Regions from separate parts of the Homo sapiens genome. Here region 2 is linked to region 1. Evidence: chromatin contacts called from ENCODE Hi-C or POLR2A ChIA-PET data. All regions are on one chromosome and are shown on one strand. The core of a region is the stretch at or near the end of the contact, and the rest is flanking DNA. Distances in the headings are between cores, read along the strand shown.

Region 1 (6,309 bases), core at 1,941-4,440:
AGGGCTGTTGGGCCCCAGGACAGAATGCAGTCTGATAGGTGCTTAGCTCTAAAAATGATCCCATGCTGCAGCTGCTTAGGGGTCATGGAGGAGGGGTGTGGGACCCAGTGTGAGCTCCCTCTCTAGAGCACTGACGTCACACAGTCTCCAGGCAGCTCCTACACTATTCTCAGGGCCTGCAAGGATCACGAGGTTCTCCCATGTCTCGGGTTTCAGGTGGGAATGTGGATCACTAGGGATCTCTCATTTACACTTTCCCACACTGGGGAAACTCCTTGGCCTCCCAGCCAATCCTGGCCTGCAGAGCTGGCTGTCTCGCTTCCCTCTCCTCCTGTGCCTCAGGTGTTTCCTGTCACTTCCCTGTTGAGTTCCAGTGGTCTCCCTTAGATGCTTGATTCAAAGTATTATTATCTATTCGCTATTTTGGTTCTTCTTTGTGGAGGAGGCAAGTGCAAGATGCCTCCAGTCAGCCATCTTCTTTTTGTGTTACCAAAACACGAGGGGTTCAGTCCAGGTCCTGCTGCTCGCCACACTGAAAGCCAATGACTGAGACGACAAGTATTGCCAAGGAAGAAGGCTTTAATCGGGTGCTGCAGCCCAGGATATGGGAGCTCAGCCTCAAATCCATCTCCCTGACTGACTAAAACAAAGGGTTTATATAGCAGGGAAGAAATGTAACAATGTGTAGGCAAACAGGAACTAGAGAAGGGTAAGAAAGCAATCGCGATGAATGAGGGGTCCAAAGTCTATCCAAATGTAATGATCTGATGAGTTTCAGTTTTCTTTTTTTTTTTAAAAGGCCTAAGGGTCCTTTCCTGAGGAAGGAACTCAAGTAGAACAAATATAAGGTTCAAGCTTTAAGATCAGAAAGGTCAATTTCTATGTTTATCCAAAAGAACAGTCTATGGGACTATTGGGTTGGTTTCAGTGCCCCCTTTCTATTGATCAATTCCTCAATCATGAGGAATCTGGTTGTCTATCTTTCTGGCTGCTTCATAATGAGGAGGGGTGTCATAGGCAGCTCCATACCATGGGTGACCATGTAGCCATCCAGGGATCAAAGGTTAATCTAATGTAGAGTTTCTTCTGACACATGATATTTCTCTCTACAGTCCACTGCTTCCACCAAAGACAAATCACAGCAGGACCAATCTACCTGCAAAATAAGCTGCAGTCCCATATAATCGACCTGATTACCCACACACAGTGCAGCAAGAATCATTGTCCATATAGACTCTCCCAAATCAGCTTTGCTGGAACATCTCACAAGACCATTTCAGTCAAAGCCCTGAGAAAATAACCAGTTCCTGGCCAGGTGTGGTGGCTCACACCTGTAATCCCAGCACTTTGGGAGGCCGAGGTGGGTGGATCATGAGGTCAGGAGATCGAGACCATCCTGGCTAACATGGTGAAACCCTGTCTCTCCTAAAAATACAAAAAAAAAAAATTAGCCAGGCGTGGTGGTGGGCACCTGTGGTCCCAGCTATTCGGGAGGCTAAGGCAGGAGAATGGCGTGAACCCAGGAGGCGGAGCTTGCAGTGAGCCAAGATCATGCCACTGCACTCCAGCCTGGGTGACAGAGCAAGGCTCTGTCTCAAAATAATAATAATAATAATAATAATAATGATAATAAAACCAGTTCCTTCAATTGTGCCCTGTTACAAAAGAAAATATGTTGTTGGTTTTTTTTTTTTTTTTTTTTTTTGAGATGGACACTCGCTCTGTTGCCCAGGCTGGAGTGCAGTGGCACAATCTTGGCTCATTGCAAGCTCTGCCTCCTGGGTTCACGTCATTCTCCTGCCTCAGCCTTGCGAGTAGGTGGGACTACAGACGCCCACCACCACGCCCAGCTAATTTTTTGTGTTTTTAGTAGAGATGGGGTTTCACCGTGTTAGCCAGGATGGTCTCGACCTCCTGACCTCGTGATCCGCCCACCTCGGCCTCCCAGAGTGCTGGGATTACAGGAGTGAGCCACCGCGCCTGGCTGAAAATATGTTGTTATTAAGTATATGCAAACATATACATTGCCATGAATTAAGAATATTCACAAATAGTTTACAAATTTTGGAGAAATTAGGCAGAGAGAGATATATGACTCAAATTCTGTTTACAAAAGTATACTCAGCTGGGTGCGATGGCTCACGTCTGTAATCCCAGCACTTTGGGAGGCTGAGGCTGGTGGATCACTTGAGGTCAGGAGTTTGAGACCAGCCTGGCCAACATGGTGAAACCCTGTCTCCACTAAAAATACAAAAATTAGCCAGACATGGTGGCGCACGCCTGTAATCCCAGCTACTCAGGAGGCTGGGGCAGGAGAATCACTTGGGTCCAGGAGGCGGAGGTTGCAGTGAGCCAAGATCACGCCACTGCACTCTAGCCTGGGCAACAGAGTGACACTCCATCTCAAAAAAATTAAAAAGTACACTGCACTTTTGCTGGGTGCAGTGGCTAGCACTTTGGGAGGCTAAGGCAAGCAGATCAGCTGAGGTCAGGAGTTCAAGACCAGCCTGGCCAACATGGCAAAATCCCATCTATACTGAAAATACAAAAATTAGCTGGGAGTGGTGGTGCACACCTGTAATCCCAGCTACTCAGTAGGCTGAGGCAGGATAATTGCTTGAACCCAGGAGGTGGAGGTTGCAGTGAGTCAAGATCACACCATTGCACTCCAGCCTGGGCAACAGAGCGAGACTCCATCTCAAAAAAAAAAAAAAAGTATACTCCACTTAATACACTTAAAGTATGCTTAAAGGCTATAAACAGCTCAAAAGGAAAAATTATTCAGACTCTGAAAAAACAAAAAGAATCAGCAATATAGCTGGGCGTGGTCACTCACACCTGTAATCCCAGCAGTTTGGGAGGCTGAGGTGGGTGGACCACCTGAGGTCAGGAGTTCGAGACCAGCCTGACCAACATAGAGAAACCCTGTCTCTACTAAAAATACAAAATTAGCTGGGCATGGTGATGCATGCCTGAAATGCCAGCTACTCAGGAGGCTGAGGCAGGAGAATCACTTGAACCTGGGAGGCAGAGGTTGCAGTGAGCCAAGATCCGCCACTGCACTCCAGCCTGAGCAACAAGAGGGAAACTCCGTCTCAAACAAACAAACAAACAAAAGAATCAGCAATATTTCAAACAAAAAGCCATAAAAACTATTTCAGTTTCAGTTTCAATTCATGCAATCAACTCTTGCTCTGTTTCATATTGAGTTAGCAATCTTTATGAACACACCAGCTTTTCAATTACAGTCCTGGAAGTTTTCTCTCTAATTCAGTGGCACAAACCCCAAAGTTATCAGAAACCTGCAAATCAAAAGTCCTTTTAATGAACTCCTCCAAAGAAGCAAGCCCTGGACTGTAGCTGATTGTAAGTCACTTTTTGAGAAGAATCAAAGCAAAACATCGATTGTGGTTGACAAAAGTCTTTTTTTTTTTTTTGAGACAGAGTCTTGCTTTGTTCCCTGGCCTAGAGCACAGTAACACAATCTCAGCTCACTGCAATCTCTGCCTCCTAGGTTCAAGCAATTCTCCTGCCTCAGTCTCCTGAGTACCTGGGACTACAGGTGTTCGCTGCAGATCTGAGCCTCCCTGTGCTCTTGTTGGGGCCAGGAGCAGGCAGGATCCATCCCTTCCTGGGTGCAGCTGCAGCAACTTGGTCCACAGCTCCAGATACAGGCCTCCAGTTCCACAGAGCAGGCAGGAACCCCACCCCGCTGTGGGGTGCTGCAGCCGCCCAAATTGGGGCTGCAGACCCAGGCATCCCTGCACTCTTGGGGGGCCTGAAAAGGCCCCCTCCTTGCCCTTGTAGGCTCAGAGTTGCCTGCTCCTGCTGCTTGGCCTCTCCCTGCTCTTGCTGCTTGGCCTTTCCCTGCTCCCGGTGCCCACTCTGATCTTGGACCAGGCTTGGGGCCAAGTCCAGGGGCTGTCACAGTGCTGCCAGGTGTGTGCAAGCTCAGGGCAGTGCTGACACGCCAGTCCCCTGCTGCCCTGCCCCCCTCTGGACTTTGGGCACTGAGGAGTGCAGGAAGGGAAGTTGAGAGGGGCTGAGAGTGACTGGTGCTGGCCTGCAGGTGCCCCTTGGTGCCAGCAGCCTGGGCACTATGGATGGCTGTGGAAGGCAGACAGGCTCCTGGGTGGAAGGGGGCAAGTCCCCAGTGAAGCCCCACCTTCATGCCAGGACAGGCCTGAAGTGTGGGGGCCAGGCTGCCATTCCTGCTGATTGGAGGAGGAACTCATGGTGCTTTTTCCTGTGGACCAGTCAGCACACACTCCCTTCCCCGAGCCACATAAAAGCCCTGGGCTCAGCCACAGCAGGGCAGAGGTTGGGGAGACAACAAGAGGACCAAATGCAGAGAGGAGCTATTCCCCCTGCTGATAGCTAGAGACAATGGGATGGCCAGCTGGCAGAAAGGAGCTACCCTCTCTGCTAAGAGCTTCAGAGACCAGAAGAGACATTGCGTGGACCAGCTTCAGAGAGGAGCCATCCTCTCCAGGGCCTCCTCTCTGCTGAGGGCAGCATACGTCAAGATGACCAGTAGCAGACAGGAGCTGTCCTCTCCAGGGCCTCCTCTCTGCTGAGAGCAGCAGACGTTGGGACAACGAGTAACAGAAAGGAGCTACCCACTGTGCGTCTCCCCTGAGCTGCTCTAATACTAAATAAAGCTCCTCTTTGTCTGGTTCACTTGCCTGAGTACCTCATTCTTCCTGAACGCAGGACAAGAACTCAGGCAAAGCACCACTGGCCACAGAGGTTTCTGGCCAGAAAAATTGACATCCAGTGATCCCGTAATACTACTTTTCAAAAAATTTTCATGAAGATCATTTGTTTTGGCTGGGTTTATAATTTTATAACCTTCTATGCCAAACCCTGAAACCTCAAAATATCTACCAGAGACAAATATAAAATCCAGACAAAAATGTATGCTCACAATTTTGAAGACATTTTTATTTTCATTTTACCAATAATTTTACAGCCAGCTGGTTTCGAAAAAATTTACTTAACTCACACGAACTTGAAAATTGCTTTGACTTATTTAATTTATGAGTGCTGTTTTACTTATAAGCCAATTTGGTAGACACAACATATACCAATAAGGGTACATACAAATAAACACATCTAAACATGAATATACACACATAAACAAAGATCCAATAGCTTTTACCTTGGAACTATAGCTATGAGATAGCAATACAAGCTTACTGGTTTTACATGGTTACACTTTGTCCCAGTAGGTAATTCAGTGAAGGCTGTGAATCAAAATTTTGGGTATAGTAGTTTCCATGGCAGTTTGATTTTTAAAGGCCAAACCTCCTCAGACTCCAAAGAACATTGGGGTCAAACAGCAACAAAGGAGAACATCACATACCTGCCAGGCCCAACCTTGCTTAGAACAGCAGCACAAAAGCCTGGATACACACAACTCCATCCCACTTTCCCATTCAGCAGCAAACTCCAGATTCCAAACAGCAAACGCCAGATTCCAAACAACACTGGGGCCAACAGTATTGCAAATGAATATCAGTTTACCGAATTCTAACTTCTCATGACTATATAAAACACACACAAATGATCACCAAAACACAATCCAACTGCTGCAGCAAAAAACAAGCCCCAAGAGTGTCCAAACTCAAACAGTCAGGGTGCTTCCTCTCTTCATTGGTTGGGCTTGATCAAATGCAAACAAAAATTCCTTAGGAAATTTCCCAAATTGAGAGGAACTGATCCCGCTGTCTGGTACACACACGAGGCACTCACTTGCCCAGACACAACATACAATTATAAACTAGCCCCCAAGAGTGTCCACATAAAAACAGTCAGGGTGTTTCCCTCCCTCAGTCAGTTGGGCTTGTTCAACCTGCAAATGAAAATTCTTTTAAAAATTTCCCAAATTGAGAGGAGCAAATCCTGCTGTCTGGGCCCACAAAGGATACTCACCTATCTGGATGCAGATGTCCAATTTCGAAGGCTATTCTTCCAAGGCAATCAGGAGGATGGTTGGGGCTGACCATGGTGGGGCCAGAGAGAAACTGAAACTCACTTCCAGCTGATATTGGTCAATAGATGGGCATGGTGCATGCCTGTAGTCCAGCTACTGGGGAGGCTGAGGCAGGAGAATAACTTGAACCTGGTGAAGTGGCTACATTGTCTGGGGTATATGCCCTCAGGTATATATTTATCATTGTCACAGGCCAGGAAAATTTAGGACACAGACACACACAAGGGGTTTAGGAGCAGAGGTTTAATAGGTAGAAGAGAAAAGAGAAATAGCTTCCTCTATAGAAGAAGAGGTCTCCGAATGGAAAGGACTGG
Region 2 (6,309 bases), core at 1,351-3,850, 470 kb before region 1:
ACACGCAGGGAGACTTATTTTATTTTATTTATTTTATTTTATTTTATTTTATTTTATATTTTATTTTATTTTATTTTATTTTAATTTTATTTTATTTTATTTATTTTATTTTATTTTATTTTATTTTATATTTTATTTTATTTTATTTTATTTATTTTGAGACGGAGTCTTGCTCTGTCACCCAGGCTGGAGTGCAGTGGCGCAATCTCGGCTCACAGCAACCTCCACCTCCCAGGTTCAAGCAATTCTCCTGCCTCAGTCTCCCAAGTAGCTGGGATTACAGGCACCCACCAACATGCCCTGCTAATTTTTGTATTCTTACTAGAGACAGGGTTTCACCATGTTGGCCTGGCTGGTCTCCAACTCCTGACCTCAGGCAATCCACCTGCCTCGGCCTCCCAAAGTGCTGGGATTACAGGCATAAGACACCATGCCAGGCATTTTATTTATTTTATTTTATTTATTTTATTTTATTTTATTTATTTTATTTTATTTTATTTTATTTTATTTTTTATTTTATTTATTTTATTTTATTTTATTTTATTTATTTTATTTTATTTATTTTATTTTATTTTATTTACTTGAGACAGGGTCTCGCTCTGTCGTCCAGGCTGGAGTTCAGTGGTGCAATCACAGCTCACTGCAGCCTTGACCTCCCAGGCTCAAGGGATCCTCCAGCACTCAAGTGATCCTCTTGCCTCAGCCTCCTGAGTAGCTGAGACCACACATGCCAGCACGTCAGGTTAAATTTTTAATTTTTTGTGGGTTTTTGTTTTGTTTTGTTTTGTTTTTGAGACAGAGTCTTGCTCTGTGGCCCAGGCTGGAGTGCAGTGACACGATCTCGGCTCACTGCAAGCTCTGCCTCCTGGGTTCACACCATTCTCCTGCCTCTGCCTCCCGAGTAGCCAGGACTACAAGTGCAGGCCACCACGCCCAGCTAATTATTTGTATTTTTAGTAGAGACGGGGTTTCACTGTGTTAGCTAGGATAGTCTCGATCTCCTGACCTCATGATCCTCCCGCCTCAGCCTCCCAAAGTGCTGGGATTACAGGCGTGAGCCACCGTGCCGGCCTTTTTTTTTTTTTTTTTTTTTTGATATGGAGTCTCGCGCTGTCACCCCAGTTGGAGTGCAATGGCGCCATCTCGGCTCACTGCAACCTCCGCCTCCCCTGTTCAAGCGATTCTCCTGCCTCAGGCTCCCCAGTAGCTGTGATTGCAGGTGCCCACCACCACACCCAGATAATTTTTTTTTTTTGAGAGGAAGTCTTGCTCTGTCCCGAGGCTGGAATGCAGTGGCACGATCTCTGCTCAGTGCAACCTCCGCCTCCCAGTTTCAAGCGATTCCCCTGCCTCAGCCTTCCAAGTAGCTGGAATTACAGGCATGTGCCTTCACGCCCAGCTAAGTTTTTGTATTTTAGTAGAGACAGGGTTTCACCATGTTGGCCAAGATGGTCTCCATCTCCTGACCTCGTAATCCGCCTGCCTCAGCCTCCCAAAGTGCTGGGATTACAGGTGTGAACAACCGTGCCCGGCCCAGATAATTTTTTTTATTTTTAGTAGAGTTGGGCTTTCACCATGTTGGCCAGGCTGGTCTCGAACTCCTGACCTCAAGTGATCTGCTTGCCTTGGCCTCCCAAAGTGTTGGGATTACAGGCATGAGCCACCGCGCCCAGCCTAATATTTTAATTTTTTATAGAGACAGGATCTCCTTATACTGCCCATGCTGGTCTCATCAAGGGATCCTCCTGCTTCAGCCTCCCAAAGTGCTGGGATCACCTTAGAAGAGGGGCTGTAGTGTGGTGATGTCTGTCTGGGGATACCCAGGAATCACGACTCCAGCTCCTTCACCTCCCACACTTTCATAGGGTCAGCCCTGCTCCCATTTCTTAGTAGGCCAGAGTGGGAGGTTGGGGAAGGACATGCCTCTGATCCTCCCTCCAGGGCCTCCTCCCCCAGAATTTACAGGCTGCAGAGGTGGGGTAGGGAATCCCCCAGGCGGCTAGATGGGTCCTGGGTCCTGAAGTTGCGAATCGAATTGGTTCTCCCCCACCCTCGGATGGGAGAAGATGAGGGTGTCTTAGGAAGGCCATGGTGACAATGACAGGATCTGAGTGGGAGAGTGTTAGCAAGGCCTGTTAAGAACCCTGAGGTGAGGTCACAGCTTGGAGAGAGGGGCCCTGGGGTGCGGACTCAGTGGGTCAGGGCATCCACCCTCGTCTCCTGCCTCCCACCCCAGGGTGCCCTTTGAAGCTGGAGGGGGCTTTGAGCTGGGGTCTCCTGGCCAGATGCGCTGGGAGAAGGGGTGGAGCCGATCATCCCCTAGGCCTCGCCCTCTCCACCCCCACCCTTCAGACTCCCTTCTTGGCCCAAAGACCGTTTCCGGCAGTTGCAGGGGGCACCCATCACCCCCCAGGCTCCTGCCTTGCAGCTGTTCCCCAGCTGCCCTGCCCCACCCCAAAGACAGCTGGGAGCGAGGCCGAGGGAGGGGGCAGGAGCGGCCCAGCTGCTTGGCTCCGGGCTGGGATGGGGAGGGCGGCAACATGAAAGAGCTGGGGCCGGCAGGCAGCAGAGGAAACCACCCCCACCCACTCCCTCGCGGTGGCCTCGCTGCGGGCTCAGCACATCTGGGCCACAGGAGCTGTCGGCCCCAGTCTGTGGGGTAGGGAGACGTGGTCAGATCCCCAACCCTTCCCGGAAAGGGGAGGCGTGATGGCCTTTGGGGGAAGGCAGGAGGGGAGGGCTGGGCACTGGGGCACCTGTGGCTGCAGCCAGCCCTCCAAGGGGCCACCAGTTCAGGGCAGAGAAGGCCCCTCCGATGACTTCTGAATAAGCCTGTTCCCTGGGGCAGCCCCAGCTCTTTCTGGGCCTCCTCTGCCCCGACCCTTTTGGGAGCTGGGTGACAGCTGCTCCTACAAAGCCAGGGACAGCTGGGTGGCTGGGGACAGCTGGGTGGGTTAGCGTCTCCCTGCTTCCCTGGCTGCCTAGGGAACCCCCCCCAAGCCAACTCTGGGCAGCTGCTGCTTCACCTATAGATGTGTGCCTGAGCGTGTCATTGTCTGGAGTGGGCTTCAAAGCTGGGACATGGAGGGGCTCAAGCCCATCCCATTCCCACCAGAATGTCCCCTCCACATCTCAGTGGATTGACGCACCTGGGGAAAGGGCCTCTCCCCTCAGCCAAAACAAAACTAGGCCAAGTGGGAAAGAAATTAGGCAGCTTTTTATCTTGGCTCCCAACTCTTGGCACGGGGGATGTCTCAGGGCTCCTGAGAACTGGAGAAAGGGACAGTGAGACAGAAGCAGATTTGAGTGGAGTGAAGTGACTGTCCACCGGCACCTGCCCCCAGGCATCCTGCACCCTGGGCTGGAGGGGCACTGTGCTCCAGTCATTTCCCCACTCCCTTTAGCCCCAAACAGGTGCACGGGGAGGGAAGGGGTAGGCCAGCTGTTGTCATACTGCTCCTGGCTCCCTGCCACACTGGGGAGGGGAACAATGAAGCAAGGGTCCACCACCCCACCCGAGTCATCCTCTACTCCCTCAGGGCAGGAAGGCGGAGGCAGTTAGCAAGACCAAGGCTATGGTTTGGTCTGGCCAGCCCCAAAGTCTTTATTTTTCTTTTTTTTCTTTGAGACAGGATCTTGCTCTGTTGCCCAGGTTGGAGTGCAGTGGCAAGATCTCAGCTCACTGCAACCTCCACCTCCCAGCCTCAATCAAGCAATCCTCCCACTTCAGCCTCCAGAGTAGCTAGGACCACAGGCCCGTGGCACCACGCCTGGCTAATTTTTCGTTTTAGTAGAGATGGGGTTTCACCATGTGGCCCAGGCTGGTTTTGAACTCCTGAACTCAAGTGATCCATCCACCTTCAAACTGCTGGGATTCCAGGCATGAGCCAACGTGCTCGGCAAGCCTTTATTTTTCTGAGGGGAGGGGTGGCTAGGGGTCAGTGAGGCTTGGACCACTGGCATGGGACTTTTTTTTTTTTTTTTTGAGATGGAGTCTGGCTCTGTCACCCAGGCTGCAGTGCAGTGGCACGATCTCGGCTCACTGCAACCTCTGCCTCCCAGGTTCAAGCGATTCTCCTGCCTCAGCCTCCTGAGTAGCTGGGACTACAGGCGCCCACCACCATGCCGGCTAATTTTTGTATTTTTAATAGAGATGAAATTTCACCACGTTGACCAGGCTGGTCTCGAACTCCCGACCTCAGGTGATCCGCCCATCTCAGCCTCCCAAAGTGCTGGGATTACAGGCATGAGCCACCGCGCCTGGCAGGAATGGGACTTTACAAGGCTGTCTGCCTTGTCCTGGGCTTCCTGGGGTGGGTGGCATTCAGGCCCGGATTCTGCCCAAACAAGAAGAAAGATAACTAGGCACCCAGCAGATTACAGAAGTGCATGGGCTGCGGACTTACAGCTCTGTGCAGAGCATCAGGCAACAACCGGAGCCTTTTTGAAGGTGAGGCCCCTCTCCAGAGAAGGGCCTTGGGGGTGTCCCAGCTTCCTCTCCCCGCAGTGGCCTCTGTGACAAGCAGCAGGGAGGACCCTGACCACCACAATGGCAGCACTTCTCTAAACCCAGGATATGGGAGAATAGAGTTAAAAATGCAAATTCCTGGGCTCTCAGAGATTCCCGATGAGTCTAAGCTAGGCCTCAGGAATCAGCACCCTTACCCTTTTTTTTTTTTTTTTTTTGAGACAGGGTCTTGCTCTGTTGTTTTGTTGCACAGGCTGGAGTGCAGTGACTTGATCTAGACCTACTGCAACCTCTGCCTCCCAGGCTCAAGCAGTTCTCCCACCTCAGTCCCAGAGTAGCTGGGACCACAGGTGTGGTGTGCCCCACCACGCCCAACTAATTCTTGTATTTTTTGTAGAAACAGGGTTCCGACATGTTGCCCAGGCTGGTCTCAAACCCCTGAGCTCAGGCAATTTGCCTTGGCCTCCCAAAATGTCAGGATTACAGGCGTGAGCCACAGCAAGGAATCGGCCCTTTTAACAAGCTCCCAAGACATGCTTGAGACTTTGAGAAGCTCTGCCGAAGTGGATGGGGGCAGGATGTCTTTTTCATCTTGCCACCCCACCTCCACCCCTCCCAAGGCCAAAGCCCCAAGTCCAAAGGAAGTATGGACCTGAGTGGTCCCCTCTCCCTATGGGGTCCAAGGCCCAGCTAGATTACATTCTGTCTCTATGCCTGCAGCCCTGCACAGTGCCTGGCACGTAGTGTGCACTCAAATATTTGTGGCCTGAAGGAGGTAAACTTTGCAAGACTCATAGAAAGGTGTTCCTCCTTCGTCCTCAGCTAAGAGCACATTGGCAGAACCTCAAAGAGATGCCGGGGCCCAGGTGGCATGGGGCTGGGCCTGGGAGGCCCTGGGCAAATATTTGTCAAATGAACCCAAGGCCAAGAGCAGACGGAGTCAGTGCCCGACGAACTGACATTCACAGGCCTGGAACCAGCTGGACCCAGGGGAGCAAAATCAAGGCAAGGAGGGCAGGGGCCCCTCCCCACACCGACGCCTGAAGATCCCAGGCCTGGGGGGGATAGGGGAACAGGCGAGGCAGGGAGTGGGACTGCGCCATCATGTTTATTAGAAGGTTGGATTTTGGTGTGTGCTCTAGACAGATACAGAATAAATACCTGCGCCTTGAGAACAGGAAGTCCACGATTCATACAAAGTGCTCACTACAGGAAGTTGCTGTGTCAAAATCCAGGCAAGGACCCAACTCCGGGCAGCCCCTCCTCCCTGCTGACCTCAACAAGGGCTGTGCTATTGTTTTTTATTTTATTATTTTATTTCTCTTTATTATTATTAATATTATTATTATTTGCTTTTGCTGTGGTCACTATCATTGGCAAAGTTCCTTTTCCCCTTTCCTGGACATAGGGGTCCTGTCTTTAAAAGATTCCACTCTGAGGCTGAAGGTGCCAAAAGCTGCTTGAGAAGTGGCCTTTGAACTCCGTCTGGGAAGATGGTGAGGAGAAGGAAGCAGGAGAAATCATTCTTGGTTTAAAAAAATTTAAAAAAACAAAAACAAAAGTCGCACAATCTAAAGGTCATTCCTTACTCGATCAGTGATCAAACTGCCCAAAAGGAAAACAAGAGGAGAAACAAGCCCGGGGCCCTGGGCGTTCCTCCCGGGTGGGGTAAGAAGGGTGGGACCCCCAAGCTTTCAGGGAAGCCGAGGTTCCTTCCAGCCACGGGGGTGTGAAGGGGAAGGAGTAGAGGAAAAAAGGAGAAACAGAGAGAGAGCTCAGCGCCTCGACACAGACACTTTCCCATCTCCAGGGCCACCTGCCGTCCTGGCCCAGGCCAGCTC

The links. A loop is a pair of places that touch in the nucleus more often than their neighbours do. ChIA-PET counts read pairs that join two places held with the same protein, here RNA polymerase II (POLR2A). Pooled maps may share reads with other maps.
Region 2: a pooled map shows a loop between it and region 1 (3-fold over the local background). The contact joins two enhancer-like sites. A Hi-C loop is called at or near these places in 3 of 50 pooled maps. POLR2A ChIA-PET finds 5 or more read pairs at or near these places in 3 of 52 experiments (CD4-positive, alpha-beta T cell, WTC11 and activated T-cell).

Annotation. Positions count from the first base shown.
Region 1 is chr10:102,186,437-102,192,745 of GRCh38, reverse strand. No RefSeq gene overlaps it. Among named protein-coding and RNA genes, the nearest start is that of ELOVL3, 37 kb to the left of the region's middle. Within about 2 kb of position 3,190, at least 3 of the 41 ENCODE cell types and tissues checked have a DNase peak (open chromatin) inside an H3K27ac peak, as active enhancers do.
Region 2 is chr10:102,657,567-102,663,875 of GRCh38, reverse strand. It overlaps TRIM8 (tripartite motif containing 8), which reads right to left. Exons shown (of 6, transcript NM_030912.3): 6 at 5,558-6,309. Among named protein-coding and RNA genes, the nearest start is that of TRIM8, 16 kb to the right of the region's middle. RefSeq lists a silencer at 2,549-2,608. Within about 2 kb of position 2,600, at least 25 of the 41 ENCODE cell types and tissues checked have a DNase peak (open chromatin) inside an H3K27ac peak, as active enhancers do.